Linked DNA regions of Homo sapiens: all the other regions are linked to region 1. Evidence: chromatin loops called from intact Hi-C (ENCODE). Cell type or tissue: gastrocnemius medialis. All regions are shown on one strand.

The links. A loop is a pair of places that touch in the nucleus more often than their neighbours do. Peaks named below come from ENCODE experiments on the same cell type or tissue, not always from the same donor. Only the 100,000 strongest peaks of a DNase experiment are listed, where the experiment ranks them.
Region 2: a loop joins it to region 1, with 4 times the contacts of the local background. A loop is called at or near these places in 6 of 110 quality-filtered maps.
Region 3: a loop joins it to region 1, with 2.2 times the contacts of the local background. A loop is called at or near these places in 15 of 110 quality-filtered maps.
Region 4: a loop joins it to region 1, with 2.0 times the contacts of the local background. A loop is called at or near these places in 13 of 110 quality-filtered maps.

Annotation. Positions count from the first base shown.
Region 1 is chr12:21,939,760-21,943,759 of GRCh38, forward strand. It overlaps ABCC9 (ATP binding cassette subfamily C member 9), which reads right to left and starts at 1,667. Exons shown (of 40, transcript NM_020297.4): 1 at 1,441-1,667; 2 at 951-1,066. RefSeq lists an enhancer at 1,100-2,077. In gastrocnemius medialis, a CTCF peak has its summit at 2,390; DNase peaks (open chromatin) are centred at 1,532 and 2,442; H3K4me3 peaks cover 3,313 bases; H3K27ac peaks cover 3,561 bases.
Region 2 is chr12:21,695,686-21,699,685 of GRCh38, forward strand. All of the region lies in intron 1 of KCNJ8-AS1 (KCNJ8 antisense RNA 1), which reads left to right. Among named protein-coding and RNA genes, the nearest start is that of KCNJ8-AS1, 35 kb to the left of the region's middle. In gastrocnemius medialis, a CTCF peak has its summit at 2,328 (motif pointing right); no DNase peak of the experiment used is centred here; H3K4me3 peaks cover 306 bases.
Region 3 is chr12:21,827,343-21,831,342 of GRCh38, forward strand. It overlaps ABCC9 (ATP binding cassette subfamily C member 9), which reads right to left. Exons shown (of 40, transcript NM_020297.4): 31 at 1,616-1,718. KCNJ8-AS1 (KCNJ8 antisense RNA 1) reads left to right here. Exons shown (of 5, transcript XR_007063241.1): 3 at 1-82; 4 at 1,565-1,761; 5 at 1,881-1,919. Among named protein-coding and RNA genes, the nearest start is that of KCNJ8, 55 kb to the left of the region's middle. In gastrocnemius medialis, no CTCF peak of the experiment used is centred here; a DNase peak (open chromatin) is centred at 1,629; H3K27ac peaks cover 4,000 bases.
Region 4 is chr12:21,879,738-21,883,737 of GRCh38, forward strand. ABCC9 (ATP binding cassette subfamily C member 9) reads right to left here. Exons shown (of 40, transcript NM_020297.4): 16 at 3,029-3,136. Among named protein-coding and RNA genes, the nearest start is that of ABCC9, 60 kb to the right of the region's middle. In gastrocnemius medialis, no CTCF peak of the experiment used is centred here; DNase peaks (open chromatin) are centred at 2,364 and 3,674; H3K27ac peaks cover 4,000 bases.

The sequences.
Region 1 (4,000 bases):
CTGAATAAACTTTAAAAACAAAGATCAAAGTGAAATTTTGCTTCTAACGTATGTCTATGGAGCAGAAAACATAAAATAGAAATACTCCTAATTATCTAACTTACGATTTCATGGCAAGAATCGCACCCTCAGTGTTTTTATTCCTCGAAATGCATTACATGAAATTCCACACATCTAGAACATATACATTTTGGATTTAGTTGGTGAATATAATACCTGACCTATCCAGTCTGTTGGTTCCTCTGCAAGACACGAGCAGTAGTTATCTGATTTAATTCTAAAAACACATTTAAGTGCTGAGGCATATAAGGTACACCATTTATTGTGGCCAGCCCTGTCCTTTGGAAATAGACTACAAGTAAAGCAAGTGAAAACTTGTCTTCCTTCCTGTTCACTTAGCAGAAAGCGTTAGTTCTGATCGAATAGCAATTGCAGAGAGTTTAAAATGCTGGAAACACCTGGAGAAAACATGCTAAATTTAAATAAAAGTTTTCATTCTTACATATAAAAGGATTCATTCTTTAATCGTTTAGAGATTAACCAAATTCTGTTATGAAAGAGAAGCAGGACATTTTAAAGAACTTAGGGCTTTATCATCATCTAGAGCATTTTCAGGATGGATGTCACTTGCAAAAACAAATGCTGTAATCACTTCTTTGAAGTTATTCAGTCCCTAGTTCATGAAATAAAAACTAGAAGATGTATAGCTAGTTAGCTAGCTACCATGGCTATAACTATGACAGATCCAAGTGGGAAAATCACTGGCAAAAATGACCACTGACTTCTGACTTAGTGCCTGATCTGAATCCACCCATTTACTCTTCAGTGGCTGTGAAGTACCATCCCACACCAAAAGAAATGTTGAAATTACTCAGTAGGTATTCCTTAGATACTGCAATGGGATTTTAAAAAAAATCCCAAACTGAACAAATAAAGCAAAAAATAAATACCTTGGGCAATAGCTTCACGCTGCTTCAAACCCCTGCCGGTGCACTTGAGCTACCTTCAAAACACCGACTTCCTACACTGTCTTAAGATGTAAATTTCAAACCCGGACGCAGAACTCCTAAAAAAAAGTAAAGAGTAACAAAAATTAAGCAGATAGAAAACTACTTCTTGAACATACAAGAATTGTCTACAAGAAAGGCGGTAATAATAACTCCTAATAATAATAACTCCTTTCACTGTTTCCAGTTGATTTGAGTAGGAGACGGCAGTTTTGAAGTAAAACTGGAAACCTGATCCCCACCCCTTCACTTCTCGAGCCGGGCCTCGTCCCTTAATTCTAGAAATAGCGATCGCGAAAGCTAAGTGCCGAGAAGTGCGAGAGAGTGCGAGGGCGTTTTTGGATAGCAGAAATGTTAGCTCAAAATCGACAACTTACAGTTATTCCTAAAAATGTTTAAATGGCATTCATGTAAAAGACACGGATTCACTTACTCCGATGACAGTTTTCCTCCCCTAGGCGAAGCACGCAGTGCGCCGGAACGGATTATTTTTAGGGTGGTGGGAGACCAGCTGCTGCCTCCTATCGAGTTTCTAAATTGCACAGACTGCTCTGGGCCGGGGCAGACACCGCGGCTGAGAAGCAGGAAACTGGGCAGAAGCCCCGCGCGCCGCGCCTGGGGCCGGAGACCTTCCCCATCCCTGCTCTGCTCAGCTTTGACTTGGGGCGGGCGCGACGCCGCGATTTTACAAACCCAAGTAATAGGCGTCCCCTTAAACTTCATTAGACACTGAAACTTGGAATATGATTCCATGATTCTCCGGAGTCGGGTTTTCAAACGTCAAAACACTCAAGGTATTCTTGTTTCTTTGTTTTGTTTTTCCATGCTCTGTAAGCACCCCTTTATTAGCCACGTAAGGAAGCGGATTTGGGGATTTCGCTGTTTCCCCCTGAACGGATCCGGGAAATGAAGGGCTCATTCTAGGTAGAGGCACCCACTGCTGGGTTATGAGTGCACGAATGTCTCACAGGAGCAAGGCTGGCTCAAGTCTAATTTTCCGCTTTTCCCCGGCGACCTAGAAAACTTGGTTTCTCTGGTGGACCAGCCGCCGCGCTATCGAAGGGCGACCCTTGCCCACCGTCCCCTAAAGTGAGACGCTGATTCCCATGGACTGCGTAAACAGTCACCCTCTTCTCCTGTTTCCAACCAGAGACATAATTAACTCTCGAGATAACGTGTTTATATTAAGATCACCCCACAACCACTCCCCCGCGAAACACAAGCCGTGAATTTTGTCCCCGACAACCCTCTTTAATTAACACCGGATTTTCTCAAGAGCCAGTTTTGAGTCAGCTTGAGATAAGCATTGTTTTCAGGAACTGTCGTATTTTAATAAAGGATGGTCAGCCGGGCGGACTTCTGCCCCTGAGGCTCCGCATGCCGTCCTCAAGGGGCGCCGCTGCAGGACTGCGGTCTGCTGGCGCTGGTCCCCAGATCTGAACCCTAAACACCGGTGGCCTCGTGGCCTGTGCGATGCAGGCCGACTCCAGCCCTGCCAGTCCCAGGGGATTTCTCCGCCGGCGCCCCACTCTTGGGAAGGTCGCTGCGCTTCCGGGTGAGTGCCTGACCTGCGTCAGCGGCTGGGACTTGAACCCGCGGCCGCTAGGAATCTGCGAGGCCATATGGGGCCGAAACCTGGGAGGGTCCGAAGACTCCGTTCCTGTGGCCTTTGAACGCTTGACAACTTTACCCTGGAGCTGTCTGCAGCGGCGCAGGGAAATAAGAGAGCGTTTCAACAGTGAGGATCCTGGTACTATGGATGCAGCCCAGGGTGGCCGGGTGAGCAAGCTGGACGCGAGGCCAGAGGCTCTCCAGGGCATCTATGGAGAGAGAACTGGAAATAGGGGGTGCCAATAATCCCAAGATGAAAACTCTTGAGTGTGACTACACAAAATGAAGTTTACTTGAGGATTATAAAAGAATATTACAATTCATTAAGGTCATTTACAATGTTTAAAAATCATGCTTATTGTAGAAACTTTGGAAGATGTGAAAGTGTACAGAGGAGATCAAGGAGCCCCCCGTAGATGCACCTGTGCACACACACCCATAAAACTACTGAAAACATTTTTTTTTATGTTTTAACAAACACAGGCGGTATGGTGCATTGATTAAGAGTGTGGACTAGGAAGGCAGCCTGCTCGATATCACATCCTGCTAGTTAGTTCAGAGACTGAACAAGTCACATAAACCCTCTGTGTATCAGCTTCCTCCTCTGTTTAATGGGACAATAAAGATAAATAATTTAAATAAATATAGAATAATTTTTAAAATAATTTAAATGGCTATATACTATTCCATTGAAAGGCTATACCATAAGATTCATTTTCCCGTTGTTTGACATGTATTTGCCCAATTTTACTAATATCTGTGATCATATGATGACCTTTTTTCATAAACTTTTTTTCTTTCTAACAAGTAATGTTTTAAGATAAATTATGTGAAAAATAATTACGGGATCAAAAGTGGTAGATATTTTTAAGGCTGTCAACATAGAATGCAAAATCACCCTTCTATGAAGTTCGTATTAAGTCCCCCAAATTGTATGAGATGAGCTATTACACTTATACTCAAACCAGCATTGGATATTGCTATTTTTTATTTTAAAAAAATATTTTAACTTGACAGATAATATTCAATTCTGTTATTCACATTCAACATTTCCCCACTATTGATTAATCTTTGTATCCCCTCTTTTGTGGCAGTTTGTTCACATACTTGTGTACCTCATGGGTCTTAATGAAGTTTACCATTTGTATAAATGTTTCATAAGAGTATACTAATCAAATGTTTAATAAGAGGATACTAATCCTGCTTCATATATGACACATTTTTCCCAATTTGTCATATTGTTAAAAAATGATAGTGCTGCTGCCTTTCAAAAAAGTAAGAAAAAAGTTTTCATGTGTTCTGTAAAGATTTATTAGAGCACACACTATGTGCTAGACATAGAAGCTAGTGATGAGTCAGATCTCTAGGGTCTATTGCACTTC
Region 2 (4,000 bases), 240 kb before region 1:
TATTAGAAGTGCTTTGGCTCTTTATTTAGAAGTCTGGTGATGTTTTTGTGACCAGAAATTTGTTGTAGGAACTGAATCTTATTTATATCAAGTAGCTGGTGGTAAAATTGGTTTTGTTATATGTCGTTTTGTTTAAACTTTTGTTTAACAAGCAATAGGTTCAAAGAACCTATTTAAGATATAAAGTGAGGAATTAATGTGTGTGTGTGTGTATATATATATATTTTGTAAAATCACTGCCTTTTTAAAGGGTAATTTGGGAACATTTTTATCATTCCTCGGAACGAAGGATAAACATTCCTTTCCTTAAAAATAACATTGGAACATCATTTTCCAGAAATATAAGAATTCTCTCACAGTGGTTGCTATTTTACTTTTCAATGACTTGCCAAAACTAGAAAGCAGAACATATAAAATTTCATCTGGAAATGATTTCTGGGACTTATGTGGTTTTTGTGCTGCTATTCTTTTTTGTGTGTTTTTATGTTAGGAAAAGTCATAGAAGAAGCCAAATTTGGTGTAGGAGCTGAATTAGTTACTGTGATTTACTAGAGATGGACAGGGACTGTGGCAGTCTTTGGCAGGCCTCGAGGAGCAAACTGACAAAGCTGTCATTTTCACATTTAGAATTTTCCATGTGTTCACTGCCAGCCTAGAAACCCCAGGAGCGTGGTGTCCCCTACATTTTCCAATATGTGAAGATGTTCTACCCAGATCTCTCATATGATTGATTCTACAGCCCATATAGAGTCTTGCCCTGTTATTCTAGAGTCACCATTCAGAGTCATCCAATATTCTGAAGAGCTCTTTTCCTTTCATAAAGGCCTTTTCATATCGCTGAAAACAGTTAATCATCAATCTGCATTGAATATCCAGTATATAAAAGAGACTGAAATAATAAACGCCAACTTTTATTGAGTGCTTAACATGTCACAGGCATGATGCTAGTTAAGCTCTTTTCATGGATTATCTCACCTAATTTTCAAAAAGGTTTATTAGTATTTCAAAGGGGCAAAACTGAAGATCTGAAGCCTAGTACTTTTGCAATACTGTAAAGTTGCTAGTGGTAGAATGCTTTCTGATTTTGAAATCCACACTGTTAACCAAGAGACCACTTCATTAGCTAATGAGGGTTCTCTGGAGTTGCTAAAGGAAATGTCATTCATACTTTCTTGAGAGGAATGGATCATATTGCACAGGAAAGGGATGTAAGAACATATATGTATTGTTCTTACATCATATATGTGTGTGTACTAAAGCCCTGTTAGAATGATGAGCAAGGAAGGAATGAGTTTAACCTTTAAATTAGACTGACCTTGCTTCAAAACTTGGTTTCTCCACTCACTCCCAGTGCAGACTTAGATGAGTTATTCATTGCTCTGAGCCAAGTTTTCTCCACGCTTAAATAGGAATAATAATTCTCCAAAGTTTTTTTGAGAATTTGGAAATACTAATATGTGCATAAAATGATTGAAACAGTGTCTGACATATAGAAAGCAAACCCTAAAAAGTAATATATAGATAACCTTTGAGGCATTTTCAAGTCAGTGAATTTTTACGTTTGGCAAGGACCTGGGTAGTTGAAGAGGATAATATGATAGGCAATACAAGTGAAAATAAAAGAAAGCATAAAGACTTGAAAGCAGAAACAAACAAATGGTGTGTGTGTGTGTGCAACGTAAGAAAGTTTGATTTCCTATATAGAGAGTTTAGTATGCTGTGTAATGTGAGATCACATTGCTTAGTGTGTGATAGAAGCTTGGGTGTAATAGAAGCTTAGATATGATGGGAGCTGCTGTGGAATCCCCCTGCAGAGTCAAAGTCTGTCATGTTGAAACTCCACACTGTCAAAAGCAATGGTATCTTGAAGTTTGTCTGATTTAATTATGTTGACAACTTCCTAGGAAAGACACCTTCAGAGCCTGATAGAGGCAAGCAGGTGATGAGATGTCCGTTTTGTATGCTGTGCCCACCACATAGCATGATTGTAAATACTTAGTTCTCTTGAAATAACAACTGTGAAGGAGGAGTGCCATGGGGAGGTGAAACGGATGCAATGATCATTTAACTTTTTCTATGGTTCTTGGGCCTGAAAAGTAGGAACACCTCTATGTTCCTGGAAATTGAGAAAAAAAAAATGTGAATCAGAAGAGATCATATATTCCGTATTGCGACTACTCTGAGTCATATCAGTAACACAAACATTTGATAATCATTTCTTAATTAAACTTCTGAACATTTTTTGACATTTTATAAAACAATGCTTTTCCCAAACTAATTCTATTTTGAGCTATCAGAATGTATATCCTGTTTTCTTGCATTTTCACCACCAGATGGCAGTGATAACCTATTCATTCATTTCTTTCTCTTTTTTTTTTTTTTTTAATCGTTCTCTTGTTTAATGTTATTCTAGAAATGAACCAGTAGCTCTAAATTAAAAGTGATGGCCAAAAATTCCCACTTTATTTTCTACGACAAGTCAGCATGCTAGAGTCACAGTTCCCTTGTGCAAAGAAGTGAACAAAACGTGCATGGAGGGAAGCACAGGAAATATCGTGATTTTGTGTGAGAGCTGGAATGCCACTAAGTAATAAATGACTCTGGTAAATTGTAAAAGACTACCTTGGGTTGTGTATATTAAAAGTATATAAATTTCCGTGTGTGTTTGTGTCAGAGAGAGAGAGGTCTTTGGGTTTGGGGTAGAGGTTGTATAAATGTGACTTCAAAATGTCGCCTGTCATAGGCTACCCTTGTCACATTCTAGGGTTAACCCTGTTAAGGGTGAAAAAGTGAAGTTATCAAAAAATGAAGTGGGCCCTTACACAGCACAGATGTACATGACCTCGGTCTTTACTCCACTTAATCACCACTTCCTTACTCAGTTTGTCTTAATATTGCTTATTTCATTTTTCAGATATTTTCTGCAAGAATAGTTTTCTTGTTTAACTATCCTGGATTTACAAATACATGTTTCAGCTTGGAAAACAAAATTTTTTGTTTAACTTTTTGTATTTCGTAGCAATAGCAATGAAAATCTTCTAAAGATTGGGGGAAAAACCTATAATTTTTTTGGACACACTTCTTTAAACTTTGCTTGATGAGGCTGTTTTTAAATGAAACATTCACATGCAAAATTCAAGAGACCGGGAAAAATAGTCTGAAATTGATAAAGTTGTTTGTCCATTGTATTTTTAGTCAGGATTATCTGGACCATTTTTTAACATCTTGGAGTCGTCAGTTGATCTGGTTTTAGTTTCAGCTGAAAAGGACAATTTTCTGTTCTCCTTCAGTTAACCAAGACGTGGTCACAGACCAGGCAACACAGGTTTTGTCAGTGAGATACCATGGAAAGGAAAAGAGGCCTTATAATTATAATCAATAGGTCTGGGTTTGATGGTGTACTTTCAAAGACCACACATATGGCTGTGGGCATGTTTTTATCATGATCTATAAAATGGGGATAATAACGCCTATATGGGGTTCATTGAGATAAAGTCTATGATCTTTTGGCATGCACGCAATAGTCAATAGAGAGTTTTCTTTCTCTCTCAGTTTACCCCCTGGATAAAAGTAGGTTGATTCTGGCTTAAGTTACAAAGAGGAAAAGCTGTGTCTTCCACATTTGTTTCTTCCAGAAGTTTACTCCATAACCATCCACTTCCATGCCTTTCTTTGGTCTGGAATTTTCCTGATGATAAGCTAATGGGGAAAATAATTTTTTATTCTTATGCTTTTTGCAGCCTTTTAAAACACATAATATGCATCTAGAAGTTAAGCTTCTTTACTTAATTGAATAAGAAACAACATTACAAATGAATGCAACATAGTGAAGATTAAATAAGGTAATTAACAGGTCGGTGCTTTGAAACGTTTATTCTGTTATAGGATTGGAAGGATGTAAGAGCATGCTTTAATATAGAAGGTTTCTAAAAGCCTATGTCTTAAAGGGGCCTCTAAGATCCATCTCCACTAAAGAGCTTCCAACTCTGATATATATTTC
Region 3 (4,000 bases), 110 kb before region 1:
CTCTCACCTCAAGTCCAAGGCAAATATGCTTGCCCCTAAAAGACATACTTGATCTTCAAGTTCAGGAAAACCAGATACAAAGGTAACTGCTAACATTTCTCCCTTATGATTTCGGGACATTCTTTCAGTAAGCTATTTCATCAGTAATTATATTATTCATATATGATTTTTTCCCTTATAGAACAACACACACACACACACACACACACACACACACACACACACACACTCACATATCAAAACAAGGAATTAAAGCAAGGAATTATGGAATTATGGTTTGTATAGGGTTTGGGAATAATGTTTTGGTTTTGTGATAAATCCTAAGTAACACTTCACTTGCCTTTATTTATCTATACGTAATTCCCAAGAAACTCTGTCCTGCCTTCTTCCAACTGTCACAGCTACCTGGAGGGAATTTATCAGCAACCAGTACTTCTGTCAAAACTTTGTGAAAAATAACTATGCTGTGCTGTTGAATAATTTCTACATAATGACTAATATAGTTGAGGAGAATCTCTGTAAACCAGTGAGAAATCATGATAATAAAAGCTCACAAGGATGTCCAAGATTCTTGTTTAATCTGTATCCATCAATCAACTACTCAGATTTTAATTTGGGCTCCTTCATTTCTACCCTATTAAATTCCCTTTACCATCTTCCTTCTCTTTTCTGTTGTGTTTTGAAAGAAAGCCTATATGTTAGTGAAACGCAATTAGTGGAAATAAGATTCTCTCAATAGTAGAGATAAACATGCTTTTTCTTTTCAAAACCGGCAAATACCTATTTAAAAAATTACACTCAACTCAACATTACCATCAAAGTAGCTTATCCATGTTCCGGATCGCACAGACTACAAACTATATTCCTTGCCTTCTGGAATGTCTTTCTCATCTCTCCTACTTGATACTCCAGCTCATTGGCTTATGAACCCCCTACCAGGGCAGGTACAATTCATTATTCATTCATGCATGCATTCGAAAGACATTTCTTGAATGCATTTGCCAATCAGTGTAGTAGGGGATTTATGTTACTTTTAATCCAATGCCCATACAAGGTACAAGGTACACATTCTTATTTTACAGATGAGGAACTGGGACTAAAATTAACTTGCTAGACCAAGTCTGTGTGATGCCAAAGCTTGTGCTTGTTCTTCTACATTATGCAAGACAGAAGGCAACAGATGATTAACTGTAGTTTTCTACATTTTGCACTAACATGACCCTCCACTGGCTTAAAACGTAGAAAGTTGCCATCCTTCCAGGCAGGACCAACTCAGTGAAGGAAATGAGTACATCTGTTCACTTGCCAAATGTGCTCTTTTGGAAAAAAAAATTTGAAGTTATACAAATATTTGCCATTCCATTAACTTATGTGATCTAGAAACTAATGAACACAAAATGAATTTTTGCTTTTTGGGCTATTTGTCTTGTCATTAGCTAAAACATTATGACAAACTTCATCTGTAACATAAACAAACCTGAGCTATTTTAAAGTCCAGAAAATGTGAAGCTAGTGCCGAATCTCAGTGGAATACTAATTTTTACAACTGTCTGCCTCTTTGCAGCAGGCGTCTTCTCTATTTGGTTTCCATTTCGAAATCATGAAATGAACGTACCGTCCTGACCTCCAGCCATCTGTTGGCAGCTGAGAGAAATAAGTAGGCAATGTTGTTTGTATCCGTCAGTTCCAGCATACGTTGTTTAAATCTGGTTTCATGCCTGCAGAAAACAAAAACACGATGTTAACCACACAACAGGAGAGGTAATAAGAAACAGTCACACTTATTACTACACTATTTACTCAACACAGTGACAAACTGATGGCATGGAATGATCAGTAAATAGATTTCTTTTTTTTTTTTTTTTTTTTTTTTTTTTCAGATGGAGTCTCGCTCTGTTGCCCAGGCTGGAGTGCAGTGGCGCGATCTCGGCTCACTGCAAGCTCCGCCTCCCGGGCTCACACCATTCTTCTGCCTCAGCCTCCTGAGTAGCTGGGACTACAGGCACCCGCCACCATGCCCGGCTAATTTTTTGTATTTTTAGTAGAGACGAGGTTTCACCGTGTTAGCCAGGATGGTCTCGATCTCCTGACCTTGTGATCCGCCCACCTTGGCCTCCCAAAGTGCTGGGATTACAGGCGTGTGCCACCGCACCCGGCCCAGTAAATAGACTTCTACTTCAAAATAAAGACCAGCTACTACTGCTCTTTGCATTCTTAGTAGAGATGGTGTGGTCAGGTGTTTATTTCCTTTCTTATACCCTTACTAGGAAAAAGAGTCCTTCTAATAACAACATTGTATTAAAGATCAGTTCATAAATTTCCACATAATTATTGTAGCCATGAGAATAAAGCATAGCCTACTACATTAAAAGGGCCTTACAAAATCCAGGATAAATTGTGTAGAAATGCAACTGTACCGATATTTTGTGGCATTTATTTTACTTTTCCAAACAACACAGTTAGAGTTGGGTGGGAAGTGCTGGCACAGAACCAGGGAAGACAGAAAACTATGCATTTGCAATTGGCAAAAATATACTTTTAAAATTATCTTTTTGCCTAATATTTCTGGGAACCAAAGGAAAAAAACTGGGGTGGCAACAAGTAGAGGATGGGGACACTAGAGATGACGGCAAATGCTCTACACCCCCAAATTCTGAAATATTTGTAAGGATGGTCATTGCATAAAAGGAATTTGGTCTGTGTACTTTCAGGGTTCTATGATATATATCGTTTGGATATTGATCTTCAGCAAATTAAGTTAATTCTTGGTGCTCAATAAAATCACACCAAATTCTGTGTAACCTATTTTATAAATAAAACTGTTAGTAAAAGCCCTATCCATTTAAACATCTGAGCCAATATCTCAAAGAAATTCATGTTACATGGTAGAAAAAATCTTCTCTAAATCACAACAATAGTCTCTTTTTATTTCTCAATTATTTTTCCTGAATAACAGAAACATTGGAAGGCTGGATAATATAATAAAAATAACTGGTTTGAAGGTAGGGAAAATACCAAATCAAAATGTGATTTATTCACTCTCTGCAGCCACGGCTTGTCTTATAGAGACCTCCCATCTATGGGTTATGTTTGCAAGAAATAAGCAAACTTCATCTGACAAAATGGCAGTGATTCCTTCTGGATAAAACACTTCCCCCACTCACCTCCCCAATTTTTAAGTAAAATTGTAAAAATGTATAATAAATCATCATATGTCAAAGAATGAAGATATCCTGGGAGGGGTGTTCATTTGGCCCACTGAAGTAATCCATACAGGCCAATATAAAGCAGACGCTTGATATCTATCCAATCAATCTGATCATTCCAATATGTCAAAAAAGATAGATAATTCAGTCGGACAGTAAGCTCTAATCTACAATAATCAGAGAACTCAGCAATCATAGCTAAATAGTTACCTCACATTGAGTTGAGTATCCATGACCCAAATGCCATGCTGCCATGCACAGGAGGACCTGGCCTGAATGGCAGCACTCATGCTGTGGGACTAAGCAGTCCAAGCTTACCCTCCAGCTGACCTTTTTAGGGATGAATATAGAGAACAACTGAAGGGTAGGGGGGATGTTCAAAGGGTTATAGGATTTACTGAAACAATGAACATGAACCATAAAGATTATCTATCTATCTATCTATCTATCTATCTATCTATCTATCATCAATCTATCATCTCTCTATATACACACACGCAAGGCTCATTTTTTTTTTTTTTTTGAGACAGTCTCACTCTGTTGCCCAGGATGGAGTGCAGTGGTGCGATCTCAGCTCACTACAACCTCTGCCTCCCAGGGTCAAGCGATTCTCCTGCTTCAGCCTCCCCAGTAGCTGGGACTACAGGTATGTGCCACCATGCCCAACTAATTTTTGTATTTTTAGTAGAGATGGGGTTTCACCATGTTGGCCAGGATGGTCTTGAACTCCTGACCTCAGGTGATCCATCCACCTTGGCTCATTCTTTTTTGTACTTGCTAGGTACATGTTTGGT
Region 4 (4,000 bases), 60 kb before region 1:
AGAAGCAGTTAGGAAATTCCAAGTCCAAAATATAAGGAAAAAATACAAATTCAAAGGTGTGAGCCCCAGAACACCTAAGCCTCTTTCCCCCAAGGGTCCAAGTATAGCTAAGAAGGAAAAAAAATCCAGTTATAAAGACTTGTTCTAAAAGGTGTCAATGTTCGTTAGAAAGCTATAGTAATCATTACAGCGGAGTACTGAACACACATAAATCTGAGAAAAATAAATGAAGGCTATCAGTTGATTCACACACATATAGATCCTTGATGTGTAACTGATATCACACTGAAGATCAGTGGGGACAGTGATCAATAATACATGGGGCTAGGCAACTAGATATCACACTTGAAAACATTAAATCAGACCTTACTGATTTACTACTAAATTTGGGAAAATGACTACTACTAAATGTACTACTGCTACATTTATGATTTACTAATAAATTATTCATCCCTGATTTACCTACTAAATCACATCCCTACTTCATACTAAACACAAAAATTGATCTTATGTGTATTAAAGGACTAAAGTTAAAAAGTGTAGCTTCAAAGCTTTTAGGAGCTAATATGGAACGTCTTCATGGCCTCTGGGTAGGAAAAGTTTTCTTAAATAAGATGAAAAACCAAAGCATTAACCATAAAGGAAAAGTTGTATCCTAGACTATATTAAAATTAAGAACTTCTGTTCAATGAAAGATATCATAGAGTGGAAAGCCAAGTTACACAGAGTGGGAGAAGAATTTTGCAACATATGTGACTGTCAAAGTAGTACCAAAAATTTTTAAAGAGGAGAAGGACAAACAACCTGGTAATTCACAAAAGAGAAATCCAAACTCAAACCCCAGTGGCCATTTTCATAAATATATCTTATATCGAAAGTTGCTTGACCTTATTTGTAATCAGAAAAATGCAAATAAAAACCACAGCAAGATACAGTTACACCTCTCCCAGCACACAACACGTGGCAAAAAAATGAGAAGCATTTTTTTGGTGAAGATGTAGAGCAACAGGAACTCTCAGTCACTTCTGGTGAAATTGTAAATTGGCACCATCACTTTGGAAAGCAGTTTGCCATTATCTAGGAAGGTTGAGGATGCACATACCGTACAACTCAGCAACTGTTCACAATAGCCCCAAACTGAAAAATACCCAACAGACCATCAAAAGTAGAACAGATAATTAAATTCTGGTATATTTATAGAATGGAACAATTTGTACAATAGAACAGCAATGAGAGTGAATGGATTACATTTATAAAATATAGGTGAATTACACATACATAGTGTTGAGCAAAAGAAGCAACACACACACACACATATACACATATTTAAACTTTTAAGAAACTAAAAATATGTTCTTAGGGAAGCAAGCATAGCAAGAATAATCAAGGAAATGATGACTATAATTGCCACAGGGTGGCAATTATATCTCAGGGAAAAATATAAGAAGACAGCAGATATATGTGTTGGAGCATTTTCTGAGGGAGCTGCTGATATAAATATGTACTTCTCTGCAGTATGTTGTATTTCACAATAAAAATATTTCAAAAATATATTATTACCAATTTGTGAGCTTTCACCGTAAATAAAAAATTAATTTGGGCTTGAAAGTGAGCCTGAAACTGCGGAGGCCATTCAGAAGCACAGCAAAGTCAAAGCCATTGATAAGCAGCTATTTTTCTTAATGCATGAATGGTCAATTTTGGAAAAAAAATTCATAATAGTCTCTCTTTTCTTTCAAAAAGAAAATTAATGAAACACATGGAAAAGACATATTTTTAGATTCCTACTATAGTGAACAGAAAATGTCAATTAAAAACTGGCCCTGTTTTTTATTCACCAATACATTAGTTGTTATCTGGGCATAGTGGGGAAACAACAGCATAGAGGACCATTTCCAATCTCTCATTCCTTATCTTTTCATAGCCCCTAGTTCACACACTGCCTGAACATTATAATCGCCTAGGGAACAACACACACACACACACACACACACACATTTTTTAAAGCTTTGTAAGTGATTCTAATGCATAGCCAAAGTCAAGAATCACTAGAGCTCTCTTTAAAATTCATATGTGACATATCCTTTTAACCCCAAAACAACCACACTAAAATGGCATGTCCACCTCAAGATGGGCAAACCATGGCTCAATGAGGCATAGTAATTTGCCCAAATATCATGCATCAAATTAGTGGAAAAGGGAGGGCTAGCACTAGCTTGTTCCACTCAATCACATGTTTGTTCTGATTATGAAGTGGCTATTGTGGTAAGGTATTGTGTCAGGTGTCAAGGAGAGAGAGACCTAAACATAGCTCTTGGCTCTACTATAAACCCCATACTGAGCCTCCCCGTCTCTGTGACTGGCCTAGGCTGTGCAGGAGAATTGGATATCCTCCAGTAGCCAATGCAGCCAGTTTGCTAAGTTTCCAGGACTCTGGCAGCTCCCATGGATGGAGGCCTTTGACTGCTGCCGGCAGCTCTTCCAATTCCTGCACAACACTGATTACTCCCTTTTATCCCCAACTCTCGGTTGCCTGTTCTGCCTTAACTTAAGCACAATGCCTGGGGAGAGTCCAAATAGCCAAGTTTGAAATGAGATCAAGGGCAGTACCGGGAAACTGGTGAATGCATACACTAGTCTGAGTCTCCCCTGATTGAAAACAATGACTATTTAATTTATATTCCTGAAATTTGAACTTATAATATTGGTATTCTCATTAATCAATTTATTTGGTTGATAAACATAGGAATACCAGAAAAAATACATGTGACACTAGCTTCTAAAGCAGATTCAGAAGAAAGTCACATTCTCTGGTTATTGAAATGTGCTGCTGGAGCAAAAATTGTGGTTGGGAGATGAGGAAGAACTGACAATTAAAACTCAGAATTTTTTTTTAAATGTTATTAGGGTTAATGACAACTGTAAAAACAATTTAAAGGCACAATTTGGGACACTTTCACAGAACTTCACCATAAAATAGTAACATAAATGTTTCTATTCATGTAAGAATCCAGGAAATAAAAATAACCTTTATTGCAATGTCCTCTGTTTCTGCGGGACGTAGACGCCGTGTTGATTGCTCATAGCTGTCCAGGTGATATCTTCCAGGCTGTTTCCTGTTTATAGTTTTTGGCTGCTGCATTCCAAATGGAAAAGAACACAAGTTGAGGCTTTATTAAAAAAATGAAGTTTTACTGAACACTTACTCACATTGCTACCTAAGTTCCAAGAAAAAGAAGTGGATGTTATATTTTAATTATTTCAGTGACTCCTTCATAAAAAAAAATGAAAAATTCTTAAGCTATAGTTAAACCTCATTCACATGCCTCTTGAGAAAAAATGAAAAATATGAAAATAGGATACTTGCAAATGATGGAAGTTAAAGTACAGAGTCCCAAACTAAGTTTTGGATAATCTTTCTCTGATGATATGGATGGATTATGCCCAGGCAATAAAAACAACTGCATGGTGTTAAAAGGTGATCAGATTAACTCAGGTCAAACTAGAATCCATCTGTTAGGCTATGATATGGTTTGGCTGTTGCGGGAGGGACCTAGTGGGAGGTAATTGAATCATGGGTGTGGGGATCTTTTCCCGTGTTGTTCTCGTGATAGTGACTAAGTCTCAGGAGATCTGATGGTTTTACATAGGGGAGTTCCCCTGCACATGCTCTCATGCCTGCCACCATGTAAGATGTGCCTTTGCTTCTCCTTTGCCTTCCACCATGTTTGTGAGGCCTCCCCAGCCATGTGGAACTGTGAGTCCATTAAACCTCTTTCCTTTATAAATTACCCAGTCTCAGGTATGTCTTTATTAGCAGTGTGAGAATAGACTAATACAGTTATCAGGCTTGTAAACATTCCACCCGTACATTATTGATAATTCTCTGAATCATGAGGATTTTTAATCTGATACACTCACATAAATCAGATTGAGCTACACGGCACCCAGCTTCTGCTATGGATTGACAAAAGCATAAAGATCTAGATTTTTTTTTGTC